Regions from separate parts of the Mus musculus genome. Here region 1 is linked to region 2. A link is a loop called in an ENCODE intact Hi-C map of the cell type or tissue named here. Cell type or tissue: left cerebral cortex. All regions are shown on one strand. Each heading gives the region's core, and the rest is flanking DNA. Links, peaks and the distances in the headings are about the cores only. Region 1 holds the start of Slc35b1 (solute carrier family 35, member B1). Region 2 has its middle 17 kb from the start of Phb.

Evidence for each region. A loop is a pair of places that touch in the nucleus more often than their neighbours do. Peaks named below come from ENCODE experiments on the same cell type or tissue, not always from the same donor. Only the 100,000 strongest peaks of a DNase experiment are listed, where the experiment ranks them.
Region 1: it touches region 2 in a loop (2.4-fold over the local background); 11 of 42 quality-filtered maps call a loop at or near these places.

Annotation. Positions count from the first base shown.
Region 1 is chr11:95,377,733-95,393,398 of GRCm38, forward strand. Fam117a (family with sequence similarity 117, member A) reads left to right here. Exons shown (of 8, transcript NM_172543.4): 7 at 1,087-1,237; 8 at 2,930-4,140. The coding sequence ends at 3,227. It overlaps Slc35b1 (solute carrier family 35, member B1), which reads left to right and starts at 7,124. Exons shown (of 9, transcript NM_016752.3): 1 at 7,124-7,381; 2 at 8,069-8,172; 3 at 8,754-8,884; 4 at 9,479-9,509; 5 at 10,038-10,195; 6 at 11,348-11,474; 7 at 12,546-12,652; 8 at 12,793-12,946; 9 at 13,756-14,044. The coding sequence starts at 7,278. The coding sequence ends at 13,808. In left cerebral cortex, for the core only: a CTCF peak has its summit at 6,702; a DNase peak (open chromatin) is centred at 6,874; H3K4me3 peaks cover 1,713 bases; H3K27ac peaks cover 871 bases.
Region 2 is chr11:95,641,874-95,657,539 of GRCm38, forward strand. No RefSeq gene overlaps it. Among named protein-coding and RNA genes, the nearest start is that of Phb, 17 kb to the right of the region's middle. In left cerebral cortex, for the core only: a CTCF peak has its summit at 7,166 (motif pointing left); a DNase peak (open chromatin) is centred at 7,167.

The DNA of each region.
Region 1 (15,666 bases), core at 2,604-10,603, 260 kb before region 2:
TCCACTGATCTTTGCTGTGAAGCATTCAGGCCTAGCATTCTGAACCAACCAGCTCTGTGTGAGTCAGTTCTGCACACTATACCTGTGATAATAATGGTCCTTACAGCACTCTGACTCCATGTTTATATTATAAATTCTCTTACCCAAAAGAGCAACCTTTCCCATCCCTGTTATTTGGCTAAGGTTCAGGCTGCCAAGGTAGAAAGCTAGCCCATCTGTGTTCAAGGGTTCCCTTGACTCATATCCAGGAAGACCTTCAAGGCAGTTACAAATTAGATAAGAGAATATAGTCTCTTATTCAGGGTCCTGCATGTTTGACCCAGACTGATTCCACAAATTTTTGGTTCTAAATCCCTAGTTTCTACCATGTAGGACTTGGCTTTCTACTTAGAATAAGGCAGGAATCCTATTAACACCCAGTGTTAGAAAAAAACGGTTGCCCGCACCACCTGACTTGTTCATAGTAACCTCATGAGCTAGGCTGGTCAAGGGCATCATTTAACAATACACACAGGAAATAGACAGCACAGAATGGGAAGGAAGAAGTATAAGAGAAACACAGATAAAGTCAATATTTGCAGCCTAGGCAAAGTGCAGTCACAGGATGGAAAGTGAGAGAAATGTTATCCTCTGAGTGGGGCAGAGTCAAGGTTGCTTCTTGGAGTTAATACAGGAGTCCTCTCTGCAAGGAGGGGCTAGCTTTCCAAAATAAAGAAGGGATGAAGCTATGGTGCTCCTTGGCCAGGGCACTGGCCCCAGGAGAAGGCAGAGGACAGCAGGTATTTCCTTTATGTCAGAGGTCCAGGCATTCTCTTTGCTCCTGGGAATACAGGATTACAAGGAATCTTCTCCATCAATTCAGCAAGTTTTGTCCCCTCTTGTGGTGCTACTGGAATAGGACCCATGGCCTCATACTGTTTAACAAGTGCTCTACAGCTGAGCTACAGCCCCCATCTCCAGTGGTGTAGCATGAAACACAGCAGCCCAAATAGCAGCGCTACCCAGCCCCGTGGTACAGAAGGCTTGAGCTAAGGAGAGTAGAGGTTTTCCTTGGTCTCCACTGACTCAGCCCTGCTCTCTCTCTAGCCTCCTCTCCAGGCAACCCAGCCTTCCTAGAAGATGGCAGTCCGTCTCCAGTCCTTGCCTTTGCTGCTTCCCCTCGGCCCAATCACAGCTACGTCTTCAAACGGGAGCCCCCAGAAGGCTGTGAGAGAGTGCGTGTGTTTGAGGAGGCCACGTGAGTGCATCCCATGGATGAAGCATGGGAGGGAGGGAGGGAGGGACACTATGGAAGGGGAGCCCGTGTTGTCCCACTGTTCAGGTCCTTCTTCAGTCTCCAGTCTCTCCAGTCTAGAGAGTCTAGAGGTTGTCAACATCAGACGATCGGTCTCGCAGATTTTCCATGATCAAACTTGTTGACATTGCCTACTCTGAGCACTTAACTCTTTGCTTATCATTATCTCCATAGAAACCTGCTTTCTGCCCACACGCCAGCCACAAGCGCAGCGGGAGCTGGAAGGGAAAGAGATCTGAAACTTAAGCCTTTTTGTTCCTTCTATTTTTTTTTTTAACCATCCCTGGGGAAAGTGTGAGGACTTGCTAGACCATGATGGGGGGTAGAGGGGAGAGTGTGAGGACTTGCTAAACCATGATGGGGAGGGGAGGGGGGAGGTGCAGAGGCAGAGACAGAGAGACAGAGAATGAATATGAATGAGCGAGAGAGAAAATGAACATACCAGTATTTCTTTACCCACTGGCTGTTCAGTTCCAGTGTTGTAAACTTCCAGGGAGAAATTTCTAATTCTTGCAAGAAAGAACTTTGGAATATTCTCAAGTCATATTGGACGGTTCAGGAGCCAGACACTGATCTCTTTACCATCCGTGTGGGGTTTGACCATGGCCTTTCCTGAGTCCACCCCAGTCCCCTTTGTAGGCCTGAGAGAGCTTGCTCTATTTTCTCCTGCAGCTTTATATTCGTTTAGGCAGATTCACACTGGAAGTTGTGGTTTTGATAGCAGCCAGGAAGTTTAGTCATGGTGTGGGAGTAAAGATTTGGCTAGGTCTGGGTTTGGGCATTGAGGGCACCATTTGTATCTCAGCTGAGGGAGAAGACAACCCATGGGAGTGGGCGTTTTGGAAAAACAAACCCACTGTCAGCAGGTCTTCGTTACCATTCCCACTGCTGCCTGGTGTTCTCCTGACTTCTGGTCCTCTGAGGCACTGTGGAGGAAAAAGGTTTTGTTCTGCAAATTATGCAGGCTTGTAGCTTTCCTCCCTCTCCCATAGAGGCAGGTAGAAGTGAGGCTGTGACTGGTCCTCATTCTGTCACAGGCTCATGAAGCTAGAGCAGTCTCCCTCCCAGTCATCTCTGCTAGCTTCCCACTCTGTGTTAGACCTTTAAGGAAGGTGGTGTTGATCAGTTATTTCCTAAGAAGTCCTGGGCTTTCTTCACGTCAGCAACTTTCCTCCTGGGAAGCTCCTGATGGGTAGGAAGCTCCTGATGTCCCTAGCCCAAGAGACATTTTTAGTTGTCATAACTAGGGAGAAAGGGACATGATCGTGCTGATAGCTAGTTGGTACAGTCCAGGGATGCTGTTAAATGTCCTGTGACTTGTAGGGAAGTGTTCTCTACCATGATCCCTGCAGCAGGAAATCATTCAACTTTGGATGTGAATAGGGTTAAGGCTGAGAACCATGCTTCAGGCAAAACCCACCACAGCAGCAATGAGACCCGAGGGGCCTCAAAAGTGGCAGAGCTTTCCAGGTTTTGACCAGGTTACTGTCATTTTGAGCAGGAACCCAGCTCCCCAGAAGCCCTGCTGAGGCAGTCACCCTTCCAGCTCCCCAGGCACCCTGCTCAGGCAGTCCTCCTTGCTTCGCTGGCTATTTTTCTTGCACTTATGTGTCTGTGTCTCTCTCCATTCCTCAGGTCCCCAGGTCCTGACTTGGCCTTCTTGACTTCCTGTCCTGACAAGAACAAAGTCCATTTCAACCCGACTGGCTCCGCCTTCTGCCCTGTCAGCTTGATCAAGCCCCTCTTCCCCAGTATGGGCTTCATCTTCCGTAACTGCCCCTCCAGCCCTGGCTCCCCTCTTCCCACTGCCAGCCCCAGGGCACCTCGGAAGGGTCCAGAAGCTTCCAAGGCCTCCTCGCTGCCATCTGAGCCATGGCAGCGCAGCCCACCATCGGAAGAGTCTGTGCTTTTCCAGAGCTCCTTGGTAGTCTGAGTCCCCCAGGCCCCTACCACACTTTACCATGGAGACTAGTGCCTTGGTGGCAAGCTCTTTGTTAGCTTCCCAAGCTGGGGGATGGAGGAGCCCTTCCTTCCCTCTTGGCCTTTGAGCACTTTCCTTTATTGTGTCAAAGCCCCAGGTCCTTTGGTGGACATCAGCCCTCCACAGGGAGGAGACTTACCTCCTCCACCAGCAGCAGGCAGCTCACAACTTACACTTGTGTACCTGCGGTTTCCCTCACCTGCCAGAAGGTCTTGAATCTTCTAGCCCAGGGTGTGAGTCCAGATGACTTATAAGAGGCTCTTGTCATGGAACAGTTGGCTGTGGCTAAGAGAGGGGAGGTGCCACAGGCTTCCTGACAGCTCCACTCTAGAGACACAGAAAGGCAGACCAGATGCCTCCCTCCTAGAGGAGTTGACCAGAGTGGCCCTCAGGGCCAGAACACTTGACCAATCAGCTGTTGGCAGGGGACCATGAGATTTCCCAAGTGGCATTTTCATCTCAGTTTTACCCTGACTAAAGATTGTCTTAGGGGAATCCCAACCCAAAGTGAATAGTGGGAAGAGGGGTCTGGCATTCCTTCAGGGGGCATGCAGCAGCCCCGTACTCGCCACCTGCCCCAGGGGGCATGAGCAGCTCCATGCCCTCTACCCACCCCAAGGTTGGGTTGAATTAGAAAAATGCCTATTTTTCTTGTATCGATGTAGAAACTCTATTTTCTCCCAAAGACACTATTTTTGCAGCTATTTGAAGTTTGTATATTTTCCGTATTGCAGAGCTTACACAAAATTGAAGAATGTTAATGTTCAAGGTTTCATATCTTGTGTTTAGAGGTTATTGTGGTTTTTGTTTGTTTATTTTTTGCAGATCTTGATTTTAATAGACCAAATAAATATGTATTCCAGCAGTTTGGGTTTTCTGAATACCTGGGATGGGAGGAGTGAAGTAGAGTGGAAGGTATTGTATCCATCACTGTATCCTGTCTTCAAGAGAAGGAACTTCCATTTAACATACAATGGTCTAGTTGCTGTATGGATGGGCCTTGCTAGAGACTTTTCACAAAGACACATTAACATGACATCTTGTGTAGAATGGAGAATGTGATGTGTCCTGCAAGTGGACATGGAAGTCACTAGGGAAGCGGCCCATTCTAATAAGAGTCCCCCAAAAGCTCCTGAGCGTCAGTGGACTTGAGAGAGAATGTGAATACAACTGAAGGGAGACAGTCTGGCATTTCAGGGACTCCTTGTACTTGCAGGGAAAATGAGACTAGGAAATGGCTTGTAGCTGGAGCAGCATTAAGGCAGTAGCTACCATGCCTATCTGTGTGCCAGTGAGTACCCAAGGCAAGAGTGTGCAGCCTTGGACACAGAAACCATCCTTGTCCTTTCATAGCCTCTCAGATGTAAGAGCTCTTAGATGTTTGAGCAAAGTGGGAATCACCATCCCAACATTCTGTTAGTGCGTGGAACTTATGAAGCATTTCAGCAAAAGGCATTTCCATTCTACTGGGGGGAATACAGTGGTGCAATCATATCTGTCTCAGAAGACTTCAGGAACGCCCACCCCCCATCCCCCGAGCGCAGGTCAGGCTATCCCAAGTACTATCACCAGCAAACCAAATGAGAAGATGTAAGAGAATGTCATTGAAAATATGACAACCGGGCTGGTGAGATGGCTCAGTGGGTAAGAGCACCCAACTGCTCTTCCGAAGGTCCGCAGTTCAAATCCCAGCAACCACATGGTGGCTCACAACCATCCGAGATCTGACTCCCTCTTCTGGAATGTCTGAAGACAGCTACAGTGTACTTACATATAAATAAATAAAATCTTTTAAAAAAAAAAAAAAAAAAAAAAAAGAAAATATGACAACCGTTGGGGTGAGAGAAGAACCATTCTGTGAGTGAAGGAATATCCAAACAGCTTTTTCTAAAAAGACTGTACCAAGTCAGGGAGTAAGGATTGGCACCCTGACCCACTTCACAGCTGGTGCTTCCTAACCAAAGAACCCCCCTGCTGGTTATCACCATTGATCTCACCTGAGGAGACTCAGCCAGGTGGTGGCGGCGGCAACCGCACACATCTTTAATTCCAGCACTTAGGAGGCAGAGGCAGGTGGAGCTCTTGAGTTCAAGGCCAGCCTGTCTACAGAGAGTTCCAGGACAGCCAGTGAAATCCTGTCTTGGAAAAAAATAAAAAACACATGGGGAAACTCAACCCAGGTCAAGTGAATTGTTTGAGGTCCCAGTTGGAAAATAAAAGGCAGAAGTGGAATCCAGACTCACTGTTTGGTTCCCTGGAAGTGTCTGTCTGCTGATTCACTAGAATAAACCAAAGGCCAAGAAAGTAAACGTATAGTGACTCCCAGAAGGAGACACCAGGAAAGGGACAGACCCTATTTTCTCTTAGTCCTCCTAGCCTTGAAAGATGTCTGGCTTGTCCCCAAAGCCTTAGTGAGTCAGGTCCCCAGTGATGGGTGTGGTGCTGCCTGCCTTTCCTTCCTTTGCCTGAGGACGTGCCAAAGGAGCAAGCCTGCTTAGAGGAAAGCAACCCAAGACCCACAACTGCTTGACAATTGGGACTGTTATTAGGTAGGGGACTTGGTGACCTGGTGTTAAGTCTTGCTTTTGCAATTCTAGCAAAGCAGGTGAAGACCCAACTGTTAAATCAGGGAGAAGTCCATGGATGAGACCAAAAATAGGAAGAGGTGTGGTGTGGTGTGGTGTGGTGTGGTGTGTGTGTGTGTGTGTGTGTGTTGCTTCATTGGAGAGTTGGAAGGTCTTGAAGAAAATTTACTTAAGAAGTTGGAAGGGAGCCAGGCAGTGGTGGCGCACTCCTTTAATCCCAGCACTTGGGAGGCTGAGGCAGGCAGATTTCTGAGTTCGAGGTCAGCCAGGTCTACAGAGTGAGTTCCAGGACAGCCAGGGCTACACAGAGAAACCTGTCTCGAAAAACCAAAAAAAAAAAAAAAAAAAAAAAAACACTCGGAAGGGAGGTAAAGAGAAAAGGATTGTAAATTCAACATTATTCTACATAGCAGATTCGAGGACAGCCTGCGCTACATGTGATTATGTCTTTTGTTGTTTTTTAAAAGGCATTTCAATAAATTGAATTTTTCACCTCGAAGAGGTGAGGAAATACGATTAGAGTTGAGAAAATATGATGACTAATACTCCAAACTTGCACAGCACACTTAACAGTTTATAAAACACTTTGGTAAACCTTAGCTCATTTAATCCTCACACCGTTCAATGAGTGACAGGGTGGTTATTACTAATTACCCCTCGTTTGCAGAGCGAGAAAACTGTAGCTCGGAATTTAAGCAACACGTGATGTGCTGCCTCTAAGTGATAAGAGCCCTGACCTATCACAGAGCCTGCCCGGTGGCTCCCTGCCCAAAGAAGAGGACCTGGACTTCTTAGCCAGGTCTTGAACACAGGGTAGACAGGGTTGGAGTCGCTAACGTTGGGCAGCGGCTAGAGGGCGCTACGGCTCTATGAAGCGTTCTTGGCGTTAGGACCCAGCCGAGGCCTGACAGCCAACTGCAAAAAAAAAAAAAAGCCTTTAATTCTCTTCTGGCCTCACCGCCTCTTTCTCCGCCCATCTGTCTATTTTCGCTCTGCGGAGCCAATTGATAACATCCACATACTTATACGTCATCACTATACGCCGCGTAATCGCCTAGGCCTCCCCACCGAGCTCCAGCTTGTAGATGTCCTCGGCGTTGCCTGATCGGAAAAACCTAAAAGAGGAGACAATAACCTCGATATGGCTGGCTTTCCTGGCCACCAGGAATGGAGCCAAGATCTTAAAGCCTTCCTTCTTTCCTAGAACGCTCCTGCCGGGGCAGGAGGCATTTCCCTCTCGGAAGCTCTGAGCTGGCATATCTGGAGGTAGCTGCTCCGGCCTACGAGCCGGCGGTCGCACGCAGCTCCTATGAGGTCCCTGCCGCCGGCCGGCGATGTCCGCCTGGAGCTTTCGCCTTCGCCGCCGGTACCGCTACCTGCTCTGAACGGATCTTCGGCCGACTCGTCCGTGCGTCTCATGGCCGCTAGTAGATCCCTGGTGCCTGATCGGCTGCGCCTGCCGCTCTGCTTCTTGGGTGTCTTTGTCTGCTATTTCTACTATGGGATCCTGCAGGAGAAGATGTGAGCAGACCCTTGAGGGGGCAGGACTCCTAGCATCCCCCAGCCAGGGCCGGAATTCAGTCTCCACCATCCATTTTACGGTCTAGTCTTCAGGCTTCCTGTGTCTGGTACAGGGTTTTCTCTTCTCCGGCTCGGCCCTCTGACCTTTTTTTGCACCCTGCTATTATACATTGCTAGCTGAGCATCCTTGTAATTCTAAAATTTCAGGGCCGGCCTCTGGAGTTTTAGAACGCGATTTTTTTTTTCCCTTTAGATATTTTTACTTTTGTTGATTCCAAGAGTGCTCCGTGACCTGAGCCAGGTCTTATTTTATTTTATTTTTAGAAAGCCCCGAGGTGTTTGCAGACCGTTAATCTTCTTGCTCTGGGTCTTGCCTTTTTTTTTTTTTTTTCTCCTACGGGGGATACTTTTGTTCAGCTGTCTTGACTTTTTTTTTTTCTCCTACCTGTGTCCTTTACGGATATTTTTTCCTTAGGCTATGGTAGCAGTAGGTTGGCGTCTACTGTTTAGACTTAGTTTTTAGGCTTAAATCAAATCGTCTCCTTTGGGTAAATGAGCTCAGTAATCCTTCCTAACTCTAACTACACCCACAAAAGCATGATACTTCCAAAGCTCTCAGTGGATCTGAACATACTTGATGCCACCGAGTAGCACACACTAATTGCTTTTTTATGTGTTTCGTCTTAGCACAAGAGGGAAGTATGGAGAAGGACCCAAACAGGAGACATTCACCTTTGCCTTAACTTTGGTTTTCATCCAGTGTGTGATCAATGCTATGTTTGCCAAGATCTGTGAGTACCTCATAGTAATTTGTTGGGCTCACTCTCCTTCCTCCCATATTCTGGGCATAGACGTGGATTCATCTTTAAAAATCAAAGTTTTCCCTACCTCCACACCCTTGAGTATTTAAACAGCTTCTCTACAGACTGTAAAACCAATGGCTGTGAAATGAGATTAAAATATTAGGCCTCTAAATTATACCAACTTTTTAGTTGGAGACGACTGGGCCGTCTATATTCCAAATCCCCATTGAAAGCCCTTAGAACATTTTCCCCTTTATCCCTTTGACTTCGCTTTGTGTGTCAGCTTCAAACATGTCTTTGTTCCTGTCAGTAGAGTTAAGCCATCCTTTCTTGAACTCAGTGAATCTCTCCCTCCACTCAGCATGTGGTTGTGTTAGGCTTAAGGGGAACTGGGACGATGAATAATTTTCAGAGATTTCCCAGCTTAAGAGGATAGAAATAGCGGTCTTACTTGACAGGCAAGTTCCTTTCCTATGGCCTCAACTTTTTGCTTAGTGGTCCATCCTTGCCCCACCGGGTTTCTCTTGTATGTTTTGTTTGTTTTTGTTTTATTTTTTGTCTTCTCCCAGTGATCCAGTTTTTTGACACTGCCAGGGTGGATCGCACTCGGACCTGGCTCTATGCTGCCTGTTCTGTCTCCTATGTGGGTGCCATGGTCTCCAGCAACTCAGCCCTGCAGTTTGTCAACTATCCAACTCAGGTGAAACCTCAGGGTGAGATGAGAGTTGGCTCAGAAATTGTGTGGACAGGACTAAGGGGATCTTCCCTCCTCTTCCCCTCAGGTCTGTGACTTAAAGGAAACAATCCTAGAAGGCTAGGGAGTGAGCTCAGTTAGTAGAGCTGGCTTAGCATGCGTGAAGACCTGGGTTCCATCCCCAACACTGCATGAGCGAGGCATGGTGTCACATGCCTGCCTGCAGTCCTTGTACTTGGGAGGTAGAGGCTGGAGGGTCAGAATCAGAGGCTCATGATCATGTTCTGCTGTAGCAGTGTATCCAGTTCAAAGCCAGCCTGGGCTACTTGAAACTATGTTCAAAACAAAACAAACCTTGAAACTATGTTCAAAATATAAATAAATAATAGGAAAAAAGAAAGAAACACTCAAAGCAGAGTATGCTTGAGAAAGAGTTTAGGACCTAGAGTTGGGTACAGGTTGGGTTTGGCCATGATAGGGCTGCCTCCTGAGACCAAGCTGTGGGGTTGAGGGCCAATGTTGTCGCCTCTGAATGTAGCAGCGACATCCTTCCTGGGACCCCACAGATGCTCAGAAGTTATTTGCTCACTTTTATTTCAGGTTCTCGGTAAATCCTGCAAGCCAATCCCAGGTAAGCCGAGATGGTGAACTCGGGCTTCCTCTTTCTCCCCAAGTGACTCTGGGTGGCACCATCCCGTCGGAGGTCTCCCTAGTGTCTTTCCTGTCGCCGGTGTTGCTTCCTGTGGTGTGCACAGGCCAAGTGGGAGCGAGAGGCTGACCTTGCCTGCCTTGTGTCCTCAGTTACTGTAGTGTCCCCCGTGTTTTCATTATCATCACACACCCAGAATCCCGTGCGGGCCAGCTACCTCTTCCTTTCAGTGTCTGGTGTCCCCTCCCTTGTCCTCCGCCCTTCCCAGGTCCTTCCTGGACCTTTGACTTTTGTCCCCTCCCTTCCCCACCTGTGCACTACTCACACCCTGTTGCTCAACCATCTTTATCTGGGTGCCAGCCTGACACCCCTCCCACCTCACCCTCGGTAGGGCTTCTTTCTCAGACGTTTCTCCCTCAGTCTTGACATGGCTCTCAGGAAGAGGGTGCTGGGGTCACTGAGACCAGTGGGACTTGAGTTTCACTGTCTTGTTTGCTTGTCTCTCTGTAGTTATGCTCCTGGGAGTGACGCTCTTGAAGAAGAAGTACCCGCTGGCCAAGTACCTGTGTGTATTGCTAATTGTGGCTGGCGTGGCTCTTTTCATGTATAAGCCCAAGAAGGTGGTTGGAATAGAAGAGCACACTGTTGGCTTTGGAGAGCTTCTTCTGGTATGCAGTCCTATTTTGAAGGCAGCCTTTTCTAGCAGATTCTACCAAGGACAGCCCTTAACAAGGCAGGCAGAAAGCCAAGGGAGGGCGTGTTGTCCCTTGACTCCTTCCTGTTGCTGGTCTTTGTTGAAAGGTCCCTGGCTCTGCTATGGCCACAACAAGGAGCCTGAAATATTTAGCCATAGCTAAGGAAGCTCTCCTGGAGAAGAGCTCTCTGAGGTCTGTGTCTAGATCCCTGTGTGAGCTCAGAGATACCCGAGAGCTGAGGAGGAAAGGATGCAGTGTGCGTCCCTGGGTTTCCAGGCAACACAGAAGCCAGACTTGAATGAACGACAGTTGTCATTTAGTGTTAGGCCCTGTCCCAAGTGCTTCACATCGTCGCTGATTTACAACAGTATTCTAACACAGTGTTACCTCCATTTTATAAGTGAAGAAACTGAGGGGAGGCTAACTCACTTGATCACTCACTTGATCACTTAAGTGGCAGGGTTCCAGGCCAGGCAGTCTGATCACAGAACCTAGGCTCTGGAGTATAGTTCTCGCCATCCCCCTCCCCCCCCAACCACCTTTTGAGACAGAATTTCTGTGTATAGGCCTGGCTGGCCTCAAATTTTAAAGATCCGCCTGTCTCTGCTTCCCGAGTGCTGGGATTAAAGGCGTGCGCTACTACTACCGTGCTGGAACACAGTCCTTACTGAGCCAGAAAGCTAGCCTGCGGATGAAGCAGCCCTTGCCCAACTCCCTGGTTCAGTCCCTGTGCACCAGCTTGTAGGCTTTGACACTGAGAACTGGTGGGCTTCCTGCTCTACTCTGATGACAGCCCCATTGTGACCAGTCTGGTGCCTGCCACGAAAGAGGCTGGCACAGTCTTTTTTTTGTTTTATTTTTTTGTTTTTCGTGACAGGGTTTCTCTGTTTAGTCCTGGCTGTCCTGGAACTCACTCTGTAGACCAGGCTGGCCTCGAACTCAGAAATCTGCCTGCCTCTGCCTCCTGGGTGCTGGGATTAAAGGCGTGCACCACCACGCCCGGCTGGCACAGTCTTTCTACCCCTGCACCTGACCGTAGGCAGGGTAATTCTGAGGACTCTGTCCAGGGCTGTGGAGGCACCCTGCTGGCCAGCTCACTGCCGGCTGCTCTTCTTCCTTTCCCAGCTCATGTCTCTGACCCTGGATGGACTGACAGGTGTTTCCCAGGACCATATGCGGGCTCATTACCAAACAGGTTCCAACCACATGATGTTGAACATCAACCTTTGGTCCACGTTCTTGCTTGGTGCTGGTAAGGAGCCATTGTGCTGTTCTGTGCACAGATCACCAGAGGGCAGACTCCTCTCATCCAGTTATCCCTAGCTTGGCTTCCAGTTGTTAACTTCCTTGCAGGCCAAGAGCCCCACTTAATTCCAAAATGTCCTACTGTCTAATGCCTGAGAGACCTTCCTGGAAAGACCAGTGCTGGCAGTATCTCTCCTCTCCCTATTACTAACACTGTAGGGGTAGACATGTTCCAGCAGTCGAGAAGCACACGGTGAAACACACAGAGATAATTAGGAACAGTCTTTCTCATGAGGTAGACAAGACATGAGTATAGTGCTCGCCGACTTACGAGGGCACTGAATGGAGGTTACAGATGACGGCCTTTGCTTTGGAGACGTCTGAGCACACGTAGAAAGTATTTTTCATGTAACACACTGGGATAACGGAGAAGACTGTTGGTGCTAGAGGTGACCGATTCCCGGAGCTTCCTTGAGCTGCAGACCTGTGGGTCACTGTCTGCAACATCTAAGGATGCCTGCGTTTGATCACTATTTAAATTGCTGGTTTGGTTTTGTTTTTAAAGATTTATTTCTTTTATGTACACTGTCTTCAGACACAGAAGAAGAGGGCATTGGATCCCATGACAGATGGTTGTGAGCCACCATGTGGTTGCTGGGATTTGAACTCAGAGCCTCTGGAAAAGCAGCCAGTGCTCTTAACCACTGAGCCATCTCTCCAGCCCACTGGCTTTCGATTTTACTTTCGTTTTTCTGAGGCATTTTCTCACTCTAGTTCAGGCTAACCTAAAACTCACAATCCGTACAGTCTCAGCTTCCCAGACTCTGAGATTATAGACCCAAGCCAAATATACCCACCATCAGTCACTTTGGCAGAAGAAAACCATTAACTTCGAAGCCTTTCTTGGAAAATCAAGTTGGTTTCTGTAACTAGATAAAAGTTTGAGAAAGATGCATACCAGGCCAGAATAAACTCCACACATGGTTCCTCCCCCCAGCTGCCCTCAGGGTGTTTAAGCAGGGCTGCGTGCAGTGTGCGGGTAAGCATAAGACACGCAGGTCACCTCTTCTCTTTTTAGGGATCCTGTTTACTGGGGAGCTCTGGGAGTTCTTGAGCTTCGCCGAGAGGTACCCGACCATCATCTATAACATCCTGCTCTTTGGCCTGACCAGTGCCTTGGGTCAGGTGAGGTCCTTGGAGGAGGCAGCTTGGCTTCCCTCCTATGTGGTTCAGAAAGAATGGCTGGGAGCAGAGGGGAGCAGTTAGCCCTGGTATGGGTGGCGACCTCAGGGCTGTGCTCAGTCTCACTCTGCTTCTCTTTTTAGAGCTTTATCTTCATGACAGTCGTGTACTTCGGTCCCCTGACCTGCTCCATCATCACCACAACCCGGAAGTTCTTCACCATCTTGGCTTCTGTGATCCTCTTTGCCAACCCCATCAGCTCCATGCAGTGGGTGGGCACCGTGCTGGTTTTCCTGGGTGAGTTCTACCCAGAGCAAATGCCTGTAGGGGCCACAGAGGGAAAGCAGCAGAGACTTACCTTGTTATTTTAGAGGAAACTTTCCTAAAGGAGAAAAGGAAGCATTCTTTGTGATGCGGCCTCCCTCCTGTGCATTCCATCTTAGTGATGCCCTTTAATGTCATGGGCATTCAGGATCCTGAGTGGGACAAAGTATGGTATTTACTCCCCTGCTAACGTGTGTGTGTCTGTGTCTGTGTGTCTGTGTCTGTGTGTCTGTCTGTCTGTCTGTGTTTATAGGCAAGCTATAAACAGCTGGCGAATTTTGATTCTGATTTTTCTTTTGGTGTTGGTGTGTGTGTGTGTGTGTGTGTGTGTGTGTGTGTGTGTATGTATGTATATGTGTCTGTGTGTGTGTGTGTTTGTATGTGTCTATGTGTCTGTATATGTGTGTCTATGTATATGTGTGTGTGTCTGTGTGTGTTCCCAGTGTCTTGGTGACTTGTCATTTGTTGGCATTCTCTTGTCTTTGAGGAAGCTATATACAACTAGTCATCCAAAGTGTGTTATGCCCAAAACTGGGCACAGTGATGCCCACCTTTAATCCCAAAACTTGGGAAGCAGAAGCAGACAGAAAGGTCTCTATTTACAGAGTGAGTTCCAGGAAGCTAAATCTATGTAGCGAGACCTTGTCTCAAAACAAACAAAAACAAAACAAAGTTGGCTGCATCTAAAGCCACACCTTAGGGAAGCTAAGCTGACTTCCTTAGGCCATTGGCAGGCTTCACGTCCTCCTGTGGAATTTAAGTAGCTTTTCTCCTTTCCATAGGTCTCGGTCTTGATGCCAAGTTTGGGAAAGGAACAAAGAAGACCTCCCACTAGGAAGAAAGAGGCTTCCTCTACTCCAGAAACACTTAAATTATTATCTCGAACAGTGGCATCTTGGGAAAATGGACTCGGGTCATGATAAGGGATTGGGTTCCAATCTTTTTATAAAAAAAAAAAAAAAAATCAAAGGAAGCAAGATGGAATATTCTAAACAAAGTGCTTAGGGTTTAACAAGATGTGTTGCTAATTTCTGATTTTGCACAAATAAAGAGAAGAAAGGCAAGCTGGAAGTGCGAGACCCTGCTGCTGCTCGCTGGGCTGGGCTGGGCTGGGCTGGGTGAGACTGGGTGGTGAGACTCCCCCCCCTGGAGTGCACAGAAGTGTGTGTGAGCAGGGGGAGCTCTGGGAGTTGGCAGGATTGAGCCAGCAGCCTCTGTTCCCACAGGCGAGCTCTAAATATGCTGAGACAGGTGGCTGGCCCTGAGAGCCAGGGGATGTAAAATCACTTCAAAGCACGGAGGCAAAATGAGTTGCCAAAAAAAAAAAAAAACCCGAAAGGTGTGTTCTCAAGGAACACCTTGAGGTTGAAGTGGGCCCAGGGCCTTAGAATCTGCTGGCTTTTGTCTTGTTCCCCACTGCCACCCCTCAGCCAGAACTTAACCCAGAACCTGTGCGTGAATCATGAACATGTTTCCAAGGCTCCTGAGCATGCTTTCCCCGACTTCTCCCTCCCCCTCCCCTGTCCACCAGGCCCTCCGGGGAGCCTGGATTCATTCCTCTATTCCCCTACCCCCTTCGGCAGAAGAATCTCAGTTCTCTGCCGTTCTAGCGTGCCAAGGTGTCACCATGCCAGCTTCTGCCTGTTGAAAAGGACGCTGGCGGAAGGCAGGGTGGCTGAGTCCTGGCTCAGAGCAGCTGTCAAGTGCTCTGGGTGGTAAGGGGGTTGGGGGGAGAAGGAGGAGCATGGAGCAGAGCCACCTGCCCACTGCTGCCTTCAGAGCTGGATCACAATCCTCCAAGGACCAAACTTTACACATGAAAGTGCATTGCCACCAGCTGCAACTTTCTTTCCATCTGTTGTAGCCCCCACCCCCCCTTGGCTCTCCAGATGGGAGCCTGGCCTCCTTCCTGTGTGCTGCCTCGACTGCACCCTCTGCACAGCCTCCTAAACCCTTCCCTTCTCAAGCTTCTAGGGGCTGGATATCACAAAGTCCCATCTCTAAGCTCCTCTTCTTTTGAACTCCTTTCTTTTAGGGAGAGTTTTAAATCCATTTAGTGGAATTGACTTTTTCCTCTACCCCTCTCCCTGTTGGTTTTTGTTTTTGTTTCGTTTTTTTTTTCATCATGCGGAAAGTGGTTGGCACTCACGGAGCCTTCCTGGGTGTTCTTCTGTGGGTCAGATGGTGGTTAGATCCTGTTGGCAAGGCCAGGGCCCCCACAGGTGGCCAACATCTGTGTCTACTGTTCTAACAAGAAAAATCAGTTTCCCGGCCACCAAACTTGCCCTTTCCACCACTTTCTCCATGCCCTTTAGCTGTCTTGAAAGTGTCCTACGCTGGTCACCGAGACAAGACTGCTTTCAGCAGCTTGAGATTAAAAGGCTCATGGACTCAACTTGTCCTTCCAGCTGCCTGCTTGGGAGTCCAGTTCTTGGGCATTCCTGGCTGCTCATCTGACCCTTTTGGTGCCACCTTCCTTGAACATGCAGGCACTTCAGTGGTAGCTTAGACTGGTGCTTGCCCCTGGGAGGCTCACGGTCCAATAACAGGCTGGAAAACAAAACACTACATCTCAAAAAACAGGAAGGTGTCCAGGCAAGGTGAGGCTTGACTATTGTGTAGGAAGATGAAAGTCTGGGCGGATGAGCGTTGGCCTTGCTGCCAAGCGGGAGAAGTGCCTTTCAGCTGCCCCG
Region 2 (15,666 bases), core at 2,919-10,918:
CTGTCTCTATGCCCTGCGGTCCTGGCTCCTCCCCTCCGCAATCCTCATTTTCCCCAAGCAGAACAGATTGTGTGTGTCCCCCAACTCAACACCTTCCTAGCTCCCACTGCCTGAAGGAAGAGACTCCTTAGTCTGGCCCCCAAAGCTAGTCCTCTGTTCAGCAGCCCCTTCCCACCACCCACATTGACAGACCCTGGAGTAGCACTGCATAGTCACCTTTGGATCCCTGAGAGCCTCTATAAGGGGACTGCTTATTCCTGTCTAGAATGTCCCCTTTCCCTTTTCTGAGAGCTAAATCTTCTTTAGCTTTTAATACCTGAAGGACACCTCCTCCAGGGAGCCCTTCCAGATTTTCCTCCTCAGCAGGGGCTGTGGTTCAAGGTTGCCTTTTAATTTAAAATAAACAATTATTATTTGTATATGTGCACATGGCCTGAGTGGGGACATATGTGTGGAAGTCAGAGGACGACTTTTGTGGAGTTGGTTCTCTCACCTTTACGCAGGTTCAGGCAATCAAATTCAGGTTGCCAGCCTTGAGTGCCCATGCCTTGGCCCACTCTTGGCTAGAATTTTTTGGTAACTGGGTGTGGAATATCAATGAAAGCTGGGGGCCACAGTAGGCTGCTGCCAAGGACTCCTGGAGACCGCCCATCCTCAGGGCTGACATTGTTGCTGTAGATCACAGCACCCCTGGAAGAGAGAGCAGGGTGGGGTCACAGAAACCTCTACTGAGCCTGGCACAGATGGATGCCAGCAGCCCCGGATAGAGCCCAGGCACTGAGTTGGCATGGCTCTGCTGCCGGAGATGAGGGTGAGACAAACAGCAATTAGTGGAGCCCAGGCTTGGGCTCTTAAGGCTAATTACCAATTAGATGGGGCTGGGCGATTAGCAACATGAAAGAGACAGTCAGCAAATAGTCACTGCCTGGCAAAGCGGAAGGTGGGGGGGTGGCCAGCGGCTGGGTCTCCTAGTGGTTAGTACGGTTCAAGAACCAGCAAGGAGTCCTCAAGGGTAGATTCCTTGTCGTTTTGGTTCCCAGGATTAGCTTCAGACTGGAACTGGATGGCCTGGCTTGCTGATGGCTCTGGGGTGGTAGCAGTTCGTACTTTGCCACACTTGGCCAGGTGATCTCTGCAGGACAGAGCCTTTAGGAGCCTTCATGGCAGCCACCCAATCGCCCAATCGGATGCATTTGTGTCTGGAAGGGTGCCGGCAAGGCTGGAGGGATGGAGGGAGGGAGGGAGGGAGCGAGGGAAGGAGGGAGGCCAAGGCTGATGGCTTCCTTCCTCCCTGTTCCTGGCTCAGCACTTCTTCACTATTGCTCTCCCCCCTCCCCCACCCTCCATCCTCCCTCCTGCTATCTCCTCTCCTCTCACCCCCACATCTTTTGACTGCTGGCTTTGCTGGCTTTCCTGTCTCAGGCTCTTGCTCTGTGGGTCTCTCTGTCTCCTTTCTTGAATCCCATAGTCCCTGCTGTCACTTGGGGTGGGAAATAGGCTGCAACAGGAAGACCTGAGGCTAGACACAGATACAAAGATCATCTGATAGCAGGAGTGAGCCAACCCGGGGAAGGTGGGTGTAGGGACCGCCTCTCACTACCAGGCCATGTGTGGATGACCCCATAGAGGACTCCGCTGTAGGCTCCCGGCAGCAAGAACCAAATGAGTCCTGCTGGAGCATGGTCACAAGTCTACCCCTGGCACATCCCTCTTCTCACAAGTGTCTGGTAGAACCTTGACCAGACCTGGAGGGCCAAAAAGCTGAAGGGATCCCATCTTCTGAAATGGCTTCCTTTTCGACTTTTCCTAGGCTGGCCTGGCTGGCTGCAGGGGCTGAGGGTGATGGTCGGGGCATCGAGTCTCTGTGTGCGTGTGTGCGTGTGCGTGCATGTGTGTGTGAGAGAGACAGACAGAGACAGACACAGAGACACAGACAGAGACAGAGAGAAACTTATCTCAGCCACTGTCTATGTCTCTTTGTCCTCTGGGTCCACAGAGGACAAAAGGATGCTGCTGTCCTGAGGGGATACTCTGTGGAGTACAGAGGGGTGGGAGGAGGGGGGAAATTGGGGAAAGTTAGCAGAAGGCCCACCAGGGGAGGCCTGTTTGGAGGAGAAGGAGGCCTCAGACCAGAAGACAAGCTTAACAGTGGGCGTGGTCTAAAGCGCTCCTTGGCCGCATCTCCTTGTCTTGGCAGCTTTGACCATAAATGTGCTACACAGGAGATCAAAGCATGCTGGGCTCCTGCCCCAGTGTCAGTGGGGTTGCAGGGACTGCCCAGGGGGCCCCTAGGGACAGGTGTCACACCCCCAGCTTCCCCTCCAAGTGGCTGCGTTGGAGTCCTCCCAGATGGGGAGAGTGACCTGGCGTAGGGGAAGGAAAGAAGAGCATCTGCCGGTAGGAATGTGGAAGGAAAGGAAGGGCCATCTCCAGGGCTGGAGCGGGGAGTGCCGGGGCCCCTGTTGGGGCTTTTGGCTCTGTGTGCTTTGTACTGCCACCCCTACAGTGGGTACTTTCCTGGGCCAGAGCCCTGCCGTGGTTAGAAGACGATGACCAAGCCAGTGGTCTTCTGGCCTCTGAACTCACCCCTCAGCTATGCCCCCCAGACAATGGGGTTCTTTCTGCACAAGATGGGCACGAGAGGACCCGTCATGGACTTGTGACCTGAGGGACAGGCCTGCCCCAGGCCATGGTTAGGCTTGCTCACACTTGTGGTCACTAGCTGGCCTTAGGCCAGGGTGGACTAAGGAGAATGTGGGGCTCTCCTCACTCTCTGGCAAGCCAATGCCCGGGATTCCAGTTGGCATGAGATGGCCCTATCGGGCATAGCTGGAGCCTACAGGCACAGGCCAGGGCTGAGCTGTTTCTGACCCCGGCAGTAGGTGCCTAATGAACAGATACCCAGAGCAGGGCTGAGAGGATGGAGGAGAGAGAGGATGGGGAGACAGAGAGAGAGAGAGAGAGAGAGAGAGAGAGAGAGAGAGAGAGAGAGAGAGAGAGAAAGGTTACACCTGGACTGGGTTTGAGGAAGGAGTGCTCAGAGCACACCCTTACTGGTCCCTCAGGAAGAAGGTTCAGTCTGAAGAAAAGGTGCTTGCCAAACAGATGCCCAAAAATCTCAGAGGCAGAGAGGCAAAAGCGAAAGACAGAGGGGACGTTATTGAGGATAAAGGCTCAGAGAAAAAGCCCATTTCATCAAGAGACGATCAGAAGGCTTCCGAAGGGACTAGGGGCATTGGAGGGGGGATTGCTCTGGCAGGCACGGCTTGGATCTGGAAAGGGGCTTACCGGGGAGGGAATGTGCAGAAAAGAGCACAGAGAGGCCAATCTCAGCTGTAACCTTAGCACAGCACAGGGTGGGGGAGGCCCAGGTTTCTGTCTCGAGCTCAAAGCCCTGTCCTGCCCTCTTAGTTCTCTTGCAGCCCACACCCTTGGGCAGTGGAGAGATGGGTGGGGGGCAGGAAGCACGGTTCCAGCCGCCCCTCGCCCTCGGTGGCCGGACAGCTGTTGTGCGCAGCTGCTGGGGGCTCTGGGGGCTGCGGCGGATTTGATTTGATTCAGGCCCCAAAATAACTAGTGTAGCAGGAAGCGGCCCCTTCCCCCATCCCCTCCAGGACACTCCATCCGGGGGTTGGGGGGGCTGCGTTGACACCTTAGAGGTTCTACCCCATCTCCGCCTCGTCCCTGATCTCCCGAGCCCCGGTCCTTTCTTCCCCCGCTCAGCCTGCAGCGCTTCACCAACGGGTGCTGAGCTCCCTGCTGCCCTGCTCCACACCCCTTCCTCCAGGAAGCCCGCCGGGTCCAGGCCGCCAGAGCTGGCTCTGCCCACACACGATCCCAGCTCCGCCCGCAGCCCTGAGCATCGCAGCCGGGGCCTGTGGCCAGGCACGGGCGGGTTGCGGAGGGCACACAAAGACGCGGGCTGCCCCGGCCTTTGATGAGTAATGGCTATTCCCTGGAGCCACGATTCCACTCGGCTGCTTTGGCGCCCCCCTGCCCCTCCCCACTCCAGCTCCTCAAATAAGACTCGTTTTTGTTCGCAGGACACAATGCGAGAAAATGTCACCCAGGGGGCGTGCCCCCTGGCCCCTATCCCTGACAACCGGAGCTCTTAATCACTGGGCCTCCTTCCTCCCCAGCCTCCCTCCCCAGCAGCTGGGGGAGCTGAGGGAGCGGGCAGCAGTCAGGGTAGGGGTGGCCAGTTACCACCTTCTTGCTCTGAGCGCTCTTCCAGCTGTAGGTTCTCCCCACTCCCCAACACACACACACACACACACACACACACACACACACACACACACACACCATCTCCTGTACTCAACTGGTTCTTCTCTTGCCATCAAAACCTGCCAGGACCTCTATACAAGTGTTGCATCAGAAAACTGTAGGAAGCTTTGAAAAGTGCAGTACCAAGAGAAAAGGCGTCATCAAGAGTGGTAGTGCGTGAGGACCGATGTCTGTCCTTTCTACAGCCACTGTGTCCAAGCTGGCCTGCCCAAGGGGACTTTCAGGCTGAGATTCCACTGAAGAGATCTCTCTTGTTTGGATAGATTTAGGGCAAGAGGCTTTCTTTCCATGCAAGGGCTCTGTGGCCAATGGTGGCATTAAGGCTCAGAGCTGAATGTGATGACACCTTTAATCCCAGCACTGGGGAGGCAGAGGCTAGTGGATCTCTGAGAATTCAAGGCCAGCCTCGTCTAAAGATCCGAGTTCTAAGACAGCCAGGGCTACACAGAGAAACCCTGTCTTGAAAAACAAAAACAAACAAAAGGATTGACTGAAAGAGACAGAACTGTGGCTCTCCCCACTTACCTCCCTGAGAATCTGTTCATCTCCACCGCCATGTGAGTGAGTGCTCTACCTGAGAACTGTGTGCCTTGCTCTGCAGACCCAGCCTCTCTGGCTCAACCCACCCTTAACTTCTATATACACTTCTGGAGCCTTCTCTGCAGAGGTCTCAGTTACCAATCACATCATCTCTCCCTCTAAAGCGTGTGTCTACCTGCTCACTTTCCTCCATCTCTTCAGTCTCTGTCTCTGTCTCTGTCTCTGTCTCTGTCTCTCTGTCTCTCTCTCTCTTTCAAGACCTCTGTACCAGGAATCTGGGAAAGGACTCTCTGTCTCTGTGTGTTTCTCTCTGTCTCTGTGTCTGTGTCTCTCTCTTGCTCTCTGGGTCTCTGTCTCTCTGTCATCTCTGTCTCTGTGTGTCTCTCTTGCTTCTGTCTCACTCTCTTGCTCTCTCTCTTTCTCTTGCTCTCTCTGTCTCTGTTTCTCCGTGTCTCTGTCTCTCTGTCTCCGTCTCTGTCTCTCTCTCTCTGTCTCTCCCTCCCCCCCTCCTCTCTGTGCCTCCCTCCGCCCCTCCCTGCTTCCACTCTTGTCCCCCTACAGTGCATTTGCCACACAGCAGACAGAGCAATCTTTATAAAATGGGAATCAAATCATGTCACTTCCTCACTTAAAAGCCTCCATAGACTTCTCATTGCCCTGAGACTGAAAGGGAAAGTCTGCTGTCAGTGAGGTGTGGAGGCAGAAGGATGGACAAGAAGGCACTTTTCCCTGTGTGAGGAGGGACCCTCCCCCCCCCAACCCCGCCAGCCAGGTGGTAATTGCAGTGCAGAGGCCAATGCCCCTCCTTTGAGGAATATGCTTAGACTTATAAAACTTGTGTGCCCGAGGCCCCACGACGACAGACGGAGCCACACTGCTTGCCCAGGTCTCCCACCTCATTTGCTGCCCATCTTCCCTTTCCCTGACTCCAAGGAATTCAGGGAGACAAGGGAAGATTATATCCCAGCGTGTGACTTCCAGGACTATTTCTGCAAGCATTTAATCACTCAGCACATGTACTGAATCCCTCCACAGAGTCAGAGTTAGGCACGGCGATTCATAAATAGGGATTCTGGCCTATCGGCGAGGGCAGACAGATTACAGAGAAACATAAGATGTGTAATGGGAAGCCTGTCTGGAAACTGGAGGGGAGGGACATAGGGAGGACGAGGAGGACGCAAAGGAGACAAATGTTTGTCCTTGACCCCAGCCTCTGCAGAGGAGTCTGAGTTCACCAGGCAGATGTCCAGGAGCCCCTGGAAGAACACAGGCTGGCTGATCAGAGCATGGAGAGAAGTGTGGTGCAGACAGGTCAAGGAGCATGCTGGGAACTGAGCTTAGGCCGGGCAAGCAAGGGTCAGACCATGAATGGACTGGGAAGTCTCATTAGGACTTGGCTTCATCTTCAGACCACAAGGCTACAGTGGGGATGCTAGGACAGAAATGTGCATAATCAGATTTGTGCTTCAGAGAGCACTCTGGCAGCAGAGAGATATGATAGACCGGAGAGGGGACAGGCTGGAGTCAGGGAGACGGACTGTTCCGGAAGAAACGGTGATGGTGGGGTGGGGGTGGGGGTGGGGGGTGGGGACATTTTCAGGGAAAGCCTGCCCAGACTTCGTGAACATGGAGTGGGACACGTGAGACAAGAGAGCTCGATGTGGACACCTGGATTGCAAGCTTAGGTGATTGGGGGAAGGGAAGCAGGGGTGGGGGTGGGGAAGACATGTGAGGTAGATATCTGAGGGACAAGCAAGTAGAGACCTGGAAACCTTGTCTACACTTAGAGATGAAATGTGCCCTGGGGCAAGGGCCCAGGGGTCATATCAAGAGCATAGAGATCAACAGATGGCTCTCTCAGTGTCCCTAGGAGGTTGCTGCCTCTCATGCCTTCCAGAGGAATAGCCTCACACAGGAAGATGAAGTCAGGCCAGGAACTGATGCTTGCCTGCAGAAACCAACACCAGCCAGGAGTTACATGGCCGTGCCAGGAATGGGTGAACCTCTACCCCCCTCCCCCCATGATTGTGCTTTAGAAAACATCTGACGAAGCAAATCCTCATGTTTTTCAGATGCAGAAATGGAGACTGGCTTTCCCACCCCACCTCACCCCCTAAAAAAAAAAAAATTACACATTGGGGTGAGGATGGAGAATCTGCAATTACCAGTGAACCATGCACAGTCTATTTCCATGGAGCCTGTGTGTGACAGGGTCAAAGGGAAGGTGTCTGGAAGAGGCCTGGAGACCCTGCAATTGCTGACCCTTTCCCATGGTAGATGGCTCCCAATCCCTAGAGAGCGCCACCCTGTACTCAAGGACACTGGCTCCTCCTAGTGGCCATGTGGAGCATTGCTTTTGATTCCCCATTGGCTAGAGCAGTCCCTAGAGCATCAATTTCCCTCTGATTCATTTCCAAATTGAGCCCAGTCCCAGTGGCCTTCACCCCGGGGCAGACCTTCCTCCTCACAGGGGACTCGGTCACTCTCAACAAGGCTGTGAGCTGACCCGCAGATGCTCTCTTCCTCGGGGACTGGACAGAATGTTTCCACACTTATAGCAAGGGACAGGAGACAAAGAGTCAGTCCATGTTGGTGCCTCTCACAGCCCACCTGGACCAGAGGCACCCTGCTGCCTCCTCCAGGCTGGACACAGTGCTTGCAATGATGGTATTCAGTGTCCATGGGAGTCAGAAGCCCACACCACCGGTCCACCCCTTGCTCCTGGTTGGAATACCCACACTCATTTAGTGCCTGCTGTTCAATCCAGCACCACGTTAGTAACTTATTTATTTAGGTGTTAGAGTCTAGCATGTGCTAGCATGTCTAGGCAAGGGGTCTATGCTGAGCCACATGTCCAGCCATTGTCGTGTAGGACTTAAATAAATAAAACCGTTTCCAGGACCAGAGTCGATGGCTCAATTGATAAAATTCTTGCTATTCAACCATGAGGTCTGGGCGAAAAGCAAAGGATGGCTGTAGATGCCTGTAATCTAACACCAGGAAGGAGACAAGAGGATCTGAGGGCCAGTCTATCTCAATCAGTGAGCTCTAGGCTCACTTGTCTAGGCTCAGAGACCTTGACATAGAGATAAGACGGCAGAGCGTGGTGACACGTCACTTTCAGCACTTTTTCTTTTTCTTTTTTTTAAAGATTTATTTATTTATTTTTATGTATATGAGTACACTGCAGCTGTCTTCAGACACACACCAGAAGAGAGCATCAGATCCCATTACAGATGGTTGTGAGCCACCATGTGGTTGCTGGGAATTGAACTCAGGACCTCTGGGAGAGCAGTCAGTGCTCTTAACAGCTGAGCCATCTCTCCAGCCCCACTTTCAGCACCTTCATCCCAGCACTTAAAAGGCAGATGCAGGCCTGCCTCTATGAGTTCAAGGCCAGTCTGGTCTACATAGTAAGACCCTGTCTCAAAAAACAAGAACAAAGACAAAAATAAGGTAGAAGTGTGATTGAAGAAGACACCCAAGGTCAACCTCTGGCTTCCAGATGCCAGGAGCATGTGTAAGCACGCCTGTGCTTGCCAGTGCACACAGAGCAGGGAGGGAATGGAAGGGAGGGGAGGAGGGAGGGGGAGAGGAGAGAGAGAAGCTGACTCCAGGTTCCTCTGGTGACATCAGCGGTTATGCAGCCCCTCTCTAGGATACAACCAGTCTTCAGTTCTCTGCTGGGATCTGCCTGCAGCCCCCAGCTTCTTCGCTGCTCTTTCCTTTGGAGGGCAGTAAGTAGCAGCCACACCTGGGGGCTTCCTCAGCAGTGTCAAGAACCCCGCTTTTGCTCCTCCCACCCCCGTGTCCAAGAGCTTAAGATTTTTCATGCCTGGCAGCCCTGGGGAAGAGGTGGGCTATGCCATTTCTGAGATTTTATGTCTTTTTCCCAGGACGAATTGGTTGCATGGGTGTCCACCTGAGGCACCGTGTCTCCTCCTTCCAGCTGGGGCTGCACTTCTGGGATAACAAAAAGAGAGTGGTCCTGAGGAGGGAGGGCAGCCTCTGCTGGAATAGCCCTTGGAGATGATCCCAGCCCTAGCTGGCATTCACTTGAGCCCTGAGGTGCTTCTGTGCACCACTTGGGGGGGGGAGCTCCATCACCCCCATTTTGCAAAAGAGGAAACAAATCAAAGACGCAACTGTAGTCACAGAATGGCCAAGTGTCCTGACTGGAGTTCAGTGTCCTTTCCCACAACAGCTCACCCTGCACAGCCTGAGACGTCCAAGAGACCTGTTTGGAGATGGCTTCAGGCTCGGCGACCTGGAGAGATGGATTCCCGGGATTGACTCCAACACAGGTCCGCCTCCTTCTCCCTCCTTCCCTTCCTTCTTTTTTCAGTCTAAAGATCAGGAGACCCTAGAAGGTAAGAGCTCAGCTTCTGTCACTTCTGAATTGGCCGCAGCACAGGATCTGACAGAGCACAACCGAACAGTAGCTGTGTTGGAAGAAGGGTGGAGCCAACGTTCGGGGCCTGCTGAACTCTGACTCACTCTTGAGGAGTCCTCTGTGGAGTTGGGCCAAGCTCCGTGCCCTGGAACAATCTTCATGGTGTTTTGCTCTCTGTGAGCGCTGAGTAGTGGTGGCCAGGGAGGAGTAATGAGTGTTACAGTGTCCCGTGAGAGCTAGCAATGTGCAGGTGGTGACCCTATAGAAGGGCAAGTGTGTCACAGCAAGGAACTCAGAGCCCAGCCCAGAGCAAGGACAATGGGGGTGAGGGGTCCTCCAGCTCCCTCTACCATCACCTGAGCTAACCACTGACACAACCTTCCTGACAGGAGCTGGTAGCTTCTCTCTCTCTCTCTCTCTCTCTCTCTCTCTCTAACACGCCCTCCCCATCACCATGAGAGAGCCCTGGCTTCAGGGTCCCCAAGTCCCACTCTGACCCTGTTCCCTCCCACCATTCTGCACATCTCCAAACCAACCCATCCGTTCCCTTCACAGCGCCCTGGTCTCTGATGCTCAAACTCCCTTCTCCCTTCCCAGAGGACTCCTTGTTCCCCGAAGTCTTCTTTGCAGCCATCCTGGGGGTAATGGGTGGGAGGATGGAAAAGGTAGTTCTCACATAATTTTTTTTTCCCATTCCTACCCTCTGCCTATAGAAGACAAGCCCTCAGTCCCTTCCCTTTTTTAATGACTGTCTCCAACCTTTTGAAGGACCATTGACTTCCCCCTACCTTGTCACCACCCAAACATCTCTAAAGCCTCTCGTTCCCAACGTGATTATCTCAAAAAGCACCTCATGTCCTTCTTGCCCACTCACTCAGGTTTCCTTAGCAACCCTTCCTCAGGGCCTCCCAGGCAGGTACCATTTTCTGCTACCCGATAGCCCGTCTGAGATTCTAACCGCTCCACCTAACTTCCCCTCCTTTTTAATTTTATTTTCACTTTGTGTACATGGGTGTTTGGCCTGCACGTGTGAGGGTGTCAGACCCCCTGGAACAGAAACTTGTCCTGGCTGGTTTTGTGTGTCAATTTGACACAAGCTGGAGTTATCACAGAGAAAGGAGTCTCCCTTGAGAAAACGCCTCCATGAAATCCAGCTGTAAGGCATTTTCTCAATTAGTGATCAAGGGTCCCCCCTTGTGGGCCCAGCCCATTTTAAGTGGTGACATCCCTGGGCTGGTAGTCCTGGCTTCTAAGAGAGTAAGCTGAGCAAGCCAGGGGGAGCAGCACCCTCCATGGCCTCTGCATCAGCTCCTGCCTCCAGGTTCCTGCCCTGTGTGAGTTCCTATGCTGACTTCCTTTGGTGACGAACAGCAATGTGGAAGTGCAAGCTGAATAAACCCTTTCTCCCCAACTTGTTTCTTGCTCATGATGTTTGTGCAGGAATAGAAACCCTGACTAGGACAGTTGTACAGGCAGTTGTGAGCCATCATGTGGTTGCTAGGACTTGAACCTGGGTCCTCTGGAAAAGCAGCCAGTGCTCTTAACTGCTGAGCCATCTCTCCGGCCCTCTTTTGTGCTATGACAAGTGACCAAACTTCAGCTGGATCAGTCTGCTATTTACATACTCCAGCACCTGGCTTGAAGAGCCAGCCATTGCTGCAGGGGACTTCAGGACCTGCTAACAGCCATCATTATTCACAGTCACAAACCTGAACGGGTGCAGGTTGGCCATCAAGTCTGCCCTGTCTTAGAAGTCTTGCTTCGTTCCATCTCGTGGCTCACGCCTTTCCTGGAACCTGCCCAGTCCCCCAACTTCCTCTCCTCCAACTCAACCTTAGCTATCATGAAGCTGCCACGACTCCACCTCTACCTACCCCTAGCCTCACACCCTCCTGTCTTTGTATTGTCATCCCTGCTCTGTGACCCAGGTCTCCTCTCTGTTCCCCAGTCAACATCTTTGCCTTTTTGAAGGTTTTGCTCCGCTCCCATGCCCTTTCCTAAACCCACCCTTGCAACACCAGATAAAGTAGCTCCTGGCAGCCTCCACGTCGGTGGAGGGGGGTCCCAGTACCTGTGGGATGGGCTACCCCTCTTTTCTCACTTCATTCTCCACCCCCTACTTCACTGCTAATTTCCTATCCCTAAAGAATCATTGACACAGTCAACTGCCACTTCCTCCTGTCCTGTTCTGTCACCTTCCCCTATGCTTGCAAAAACATTCAGGGGAAAGCCAAGGGAATGGAAGCCAGGTGCTCCGTCGGATCCCAATTATCTGTACATTAAAAAAGGATGCCAAAAGTCTTAATAGCGGCTGTTTCTTAAGGTTCGCTGGTTTTTATTTCAGTTTTTATGATCCAAAAAAATAGTATTATAGAGAAAGAAAAACATCGCTTTAGCTAGATGTCTTGTGCTTGTGCCTAAGAAGTATAGGCACCTTGTGCTGTGTAATTATCACGGCATGTTCTTGGTAATTAATTAATCAATGCTGTATGTAATTATTTTGATATACACATATTATGAAATGATGACTCCAATCAATCCAGTTAACACATTCCGCTTATTTTTAGCAGGTTAGGAAAACAACTTTGGTTACATACAGAGTTGGTTTTTTTTTTTTACACTAACAATAGGGTTTCATTTACACAAAACTCTGCTACTTTTCCTGTCTGTTTTCTTCTTATAAGCATCTGTCTCTCCTTCTCTTCTTCCTCCTCCTCCCCTTCTCGTCTTCTTCCTCCCTGCCCCCACTTTTAGAGACTGAGTCTTGCTATGTAACCCCGGCTGTCTCAACCCCATGATCCTCCTGCCTCAGCCTGCTGAGTGCTTTAATACAGGCATGAGCCTGTATGCTCTTTTTATTGTTGCTCTTTTTGTATTTATTGTCAAGGATAGATACCTATGTAGTATAGATGTATATAGAACTCAGAGTTCCAGCCAGCTGTGATGGCACACACCTTTAATCCCAGCACTAAGAAGGCAAAGACCTTGGATCTCTGTGAGCTCAAGACCAGCCTAGTCTCAAAATTTTTAAAAATGAACCAAGTTCCAGAAGGTGCTTAAAGAGTGAGGAGCACCCTCCCCTCTTCTTCACCATTGCAAAAGATCACACTTTTGTTAGTTAGTAACTAGCTAATAGGCAAGGTCTTGCTAATTCTAACTCCTGGTCTCTAACTCCTATTCTATCCCCTGCCACAACCTTGGGAGTGCTGAGAGATTATAAGTAGACGCCAGGACTCCCAGGTGCTTTCAAATCTTCATTTGTGTGTATTTTAGACTGGGCCCTCAGTAGCTCAGATTGGTCTTAAACTCACTGTCTAGGCAGGAATAACCTTCCTTGGACTCCTGATCCCATTGCCTCCACCCACAAGTGCTGGGATTACGGCTTTGTGCCACCACATCTGGCTTCACTCTGTCCCTCTTTTATCTGTTGGCTCTGATGACCCCTTCACATTTCTAAACATAAACACACTACCTACTCTACTTGCAGAATTCCCCACGGCCAATACTTACCTATTCCCTTCCATTGAGGAGATGAATATTGAGCCCATGCACACCGTCCTCCCTGCCCCCTCTGACCCAGAGCAGCTATCTCATAACACACTTCCGGGAGCTTTGAAGTGCTAATCTTTCACTATGAGCACAGTCCGCACACGGAGACCTTTCCTATGGTCATATACTAGGAATGAAATCTGCCTCTCTTTAAATTCTGACTACTTTTCTATGTACCTATTGCTAACTCATGCGCACACTGATAGAAGTAACATCTTCTTTTAGTATTTCATTCATTTGTTTTATTTGTGTGTGTGTGTGTGTGTGTGTGTGTGTGTGTGTGTGTGTGTGCGCGCGCAGGTACATGCATGGACGCATGTATGTGTGGTCTGGAGGTCTACCTCAGGTGTTGTTGTCTAAAGGTTATTATGTATGTGTGTTTTCATGAGTTGGTTTGCACCACAATCATGCAGGAGCCTGAGGAGGTCAGAAGAGACCCTGGAGCTGGAGTTATGGGAGACTGTGAGCAATCGTGTGGGTGCCAGAAACCGAACCAGGTCCTCTACAAGAGCAGCGTGTGCTCTTAGCACTGGAGCATCTTTCCAGCCCCTGCCTTGTTTTCTTTCCTGGATCTCTCACTGGCCTGGAACTTGCCAATTAAGCTAGGGTGCTGGCCAGTGGGTCTCAAGGAGCCTTCTATCTCTGCTTTCCTACTGCTGGGAATGCAAACTTTGTGTGTATGCCTGTGCATACTTGCACAATAACCAGGGTTTGACTTCAGGTGTTTCCTTAGTCATTTTCCACCTTACTGGTATGTGTATGTCTATATGTGTGTGTGTGTGTGTGTGTGTGTGTGTGTGTGTGTGTGTGTGTGTGCTGGTCAAAGGTTAATGTTAGGTGTCTTTTTTTTTTGTGGTTTTTTGAGACAGGGTTTCTCTATATAGCCCTGGCTGTCCTGGAACTCACTTTGTAGACCAGGCTGGCCTGGAACTCAGAAATCTGCCTGCCTCTGCCTCCCGAGTGCTGGGATCAAAGGCGTGCGCCACCACCACCTGGCAATATTAGGTGTCTTAATAATTCTCTATCTAGGGGGCTGGTGAGATGGCTCAGTGGGTAAGAGTACCCGACTGCTCTTCCAAAGGTCCAGTGTTCAAGTCCCAGCAACCACATGGTGGCTCACAACCATCCGTAACAAGATCTGATGCCCTCTTCTGGTGTGTCTGAAGACAGCTACAGTGTACTTACATGTAATAAATAAATAAATCTTTAAAAGACAAATAATTCTCTATCTATTTTTTTTCAGAGAAAATGATCTCAGAGTGAACCCATTATGTAGATTGACTAGCCAGAGACCCTCCTCTCTTCACCTCCCCAGTGCTGGGAGTTCAGGCACTCACAGCCACACCCATCTCTTACATGGGTTCTGGGAGATTGAACTCAGTTCCCCAAGCCTGTGCAGTGACCTCGTCCCTGGATGAGCTGTTTCCACATCCTCCTCCCCCTCAGGATCTTCAACCATCTTTCCTAGTCACATCTCCTCCGGCTCCCATCTGCTCCTTGTGGTCTTCAGGCTCCTGCCTAACTTTCATTACCACTGTCTTAGACACCTTTGCCCTCTCTCACTTGGGTGTCTTATTTGGGGGGTGGGGTTTCGAGACAGGGTTTCTCTGTGTAGCCCTGGCTGTCCTGGAACTCACTTTGTAGACCAGGCTAGCCTCGAACTCAGAAATCTGCCTGCCTCTGCCTCCCGAGTGCTGGGATCAAAGGTGTGCGCCACCATGCCTGGCTGGTGTCTTATTTTCTGAACCCTCACTCTTTCAGCTTTTCTTCCTCTTTGGCTCTAGGGCATCCTTAAGTCATTTCTTGAGAAATGCACAAGCTAAAACACTTTTGTGACCTTAGGTGTAGAGCTCTTGATAGCTTTGTCAGAGGACAACCTGGGGGACTCAGCTCTGTCTTCCCACCATGTGGGTTCTGGGACTCCAACTCAGGTCACCTGTCTTGGTGGCAAATACCTTTACCCACTAAGCCATCTCAGTGTCCTGTAAACATTTTACATCTGGGTTTTTATTTTTTACAGTTGAGCTCTTTATGTATACTGGATGAAGCCCATTCCCATACAAATAGATCACTAGCATCTCTCCACTTAGGTCTCCTTTAACATCATTTAACGACGGTTATCATTTTATCATACAGGTATAAATGTGTATTCCTAAATATGTTATCGTTTTGAATGTCATAGTTTTGATGGTATAATAAGTTTTTTAAAAAGATGTATTTATTTATTTTATGTATATGAGTACACTGTAGCTACCTTCAGATACACCAGAAGAGGGCATCAGATCCCATTACAGATGGTTGTGAGCTACCAAGTAGTTGCTGGGAATTGAACTTAGGATCTATGAAAGAGCAGTTAGTGCTCTTAACTGCTGAGCCATCTCTCTAGTCCCCTATAAGTGATAGTTTCCAACATTAGTTTCCAAATGCCTCTTGCTCTTGCATCTTCTACCATTTCTAAATGTAATCACTGCTTATAATAGTCCTTTTGTGTATTCCTTAGGATTTTTTACATATGTAATCATGTCATCTGCTAATGGAGTTTTACTTCTCCTCTAAATCATATGCTGTCTTCCTCCTCTTCCTCTTCCTCCCCCTCCTCCTCTCCCTCCTACCCCTCCTCCTCCTCTCCTTCCTCCTCCCCCTCCTCCTCCTCCCCCCCCCTTGCCTGTTGTAGGCAACTGCACTGACTAAGGCTCCCCCAGCCCATGATGAATGAAGACTGAGCATCGTCTTTAGGGAGGGGATAGGGAGGGAATGAGAGCTGCCGTGGGATGGGACAACACGGGTACAGGTGTGAGTGCACATGTGTGTTCATGTGTGTGGAGGCCAGCGGTTCATATAGGGTGTTTTCTTTGGCTACCACGCACTTTATTTACTGAGGCACGACATCATGCTGA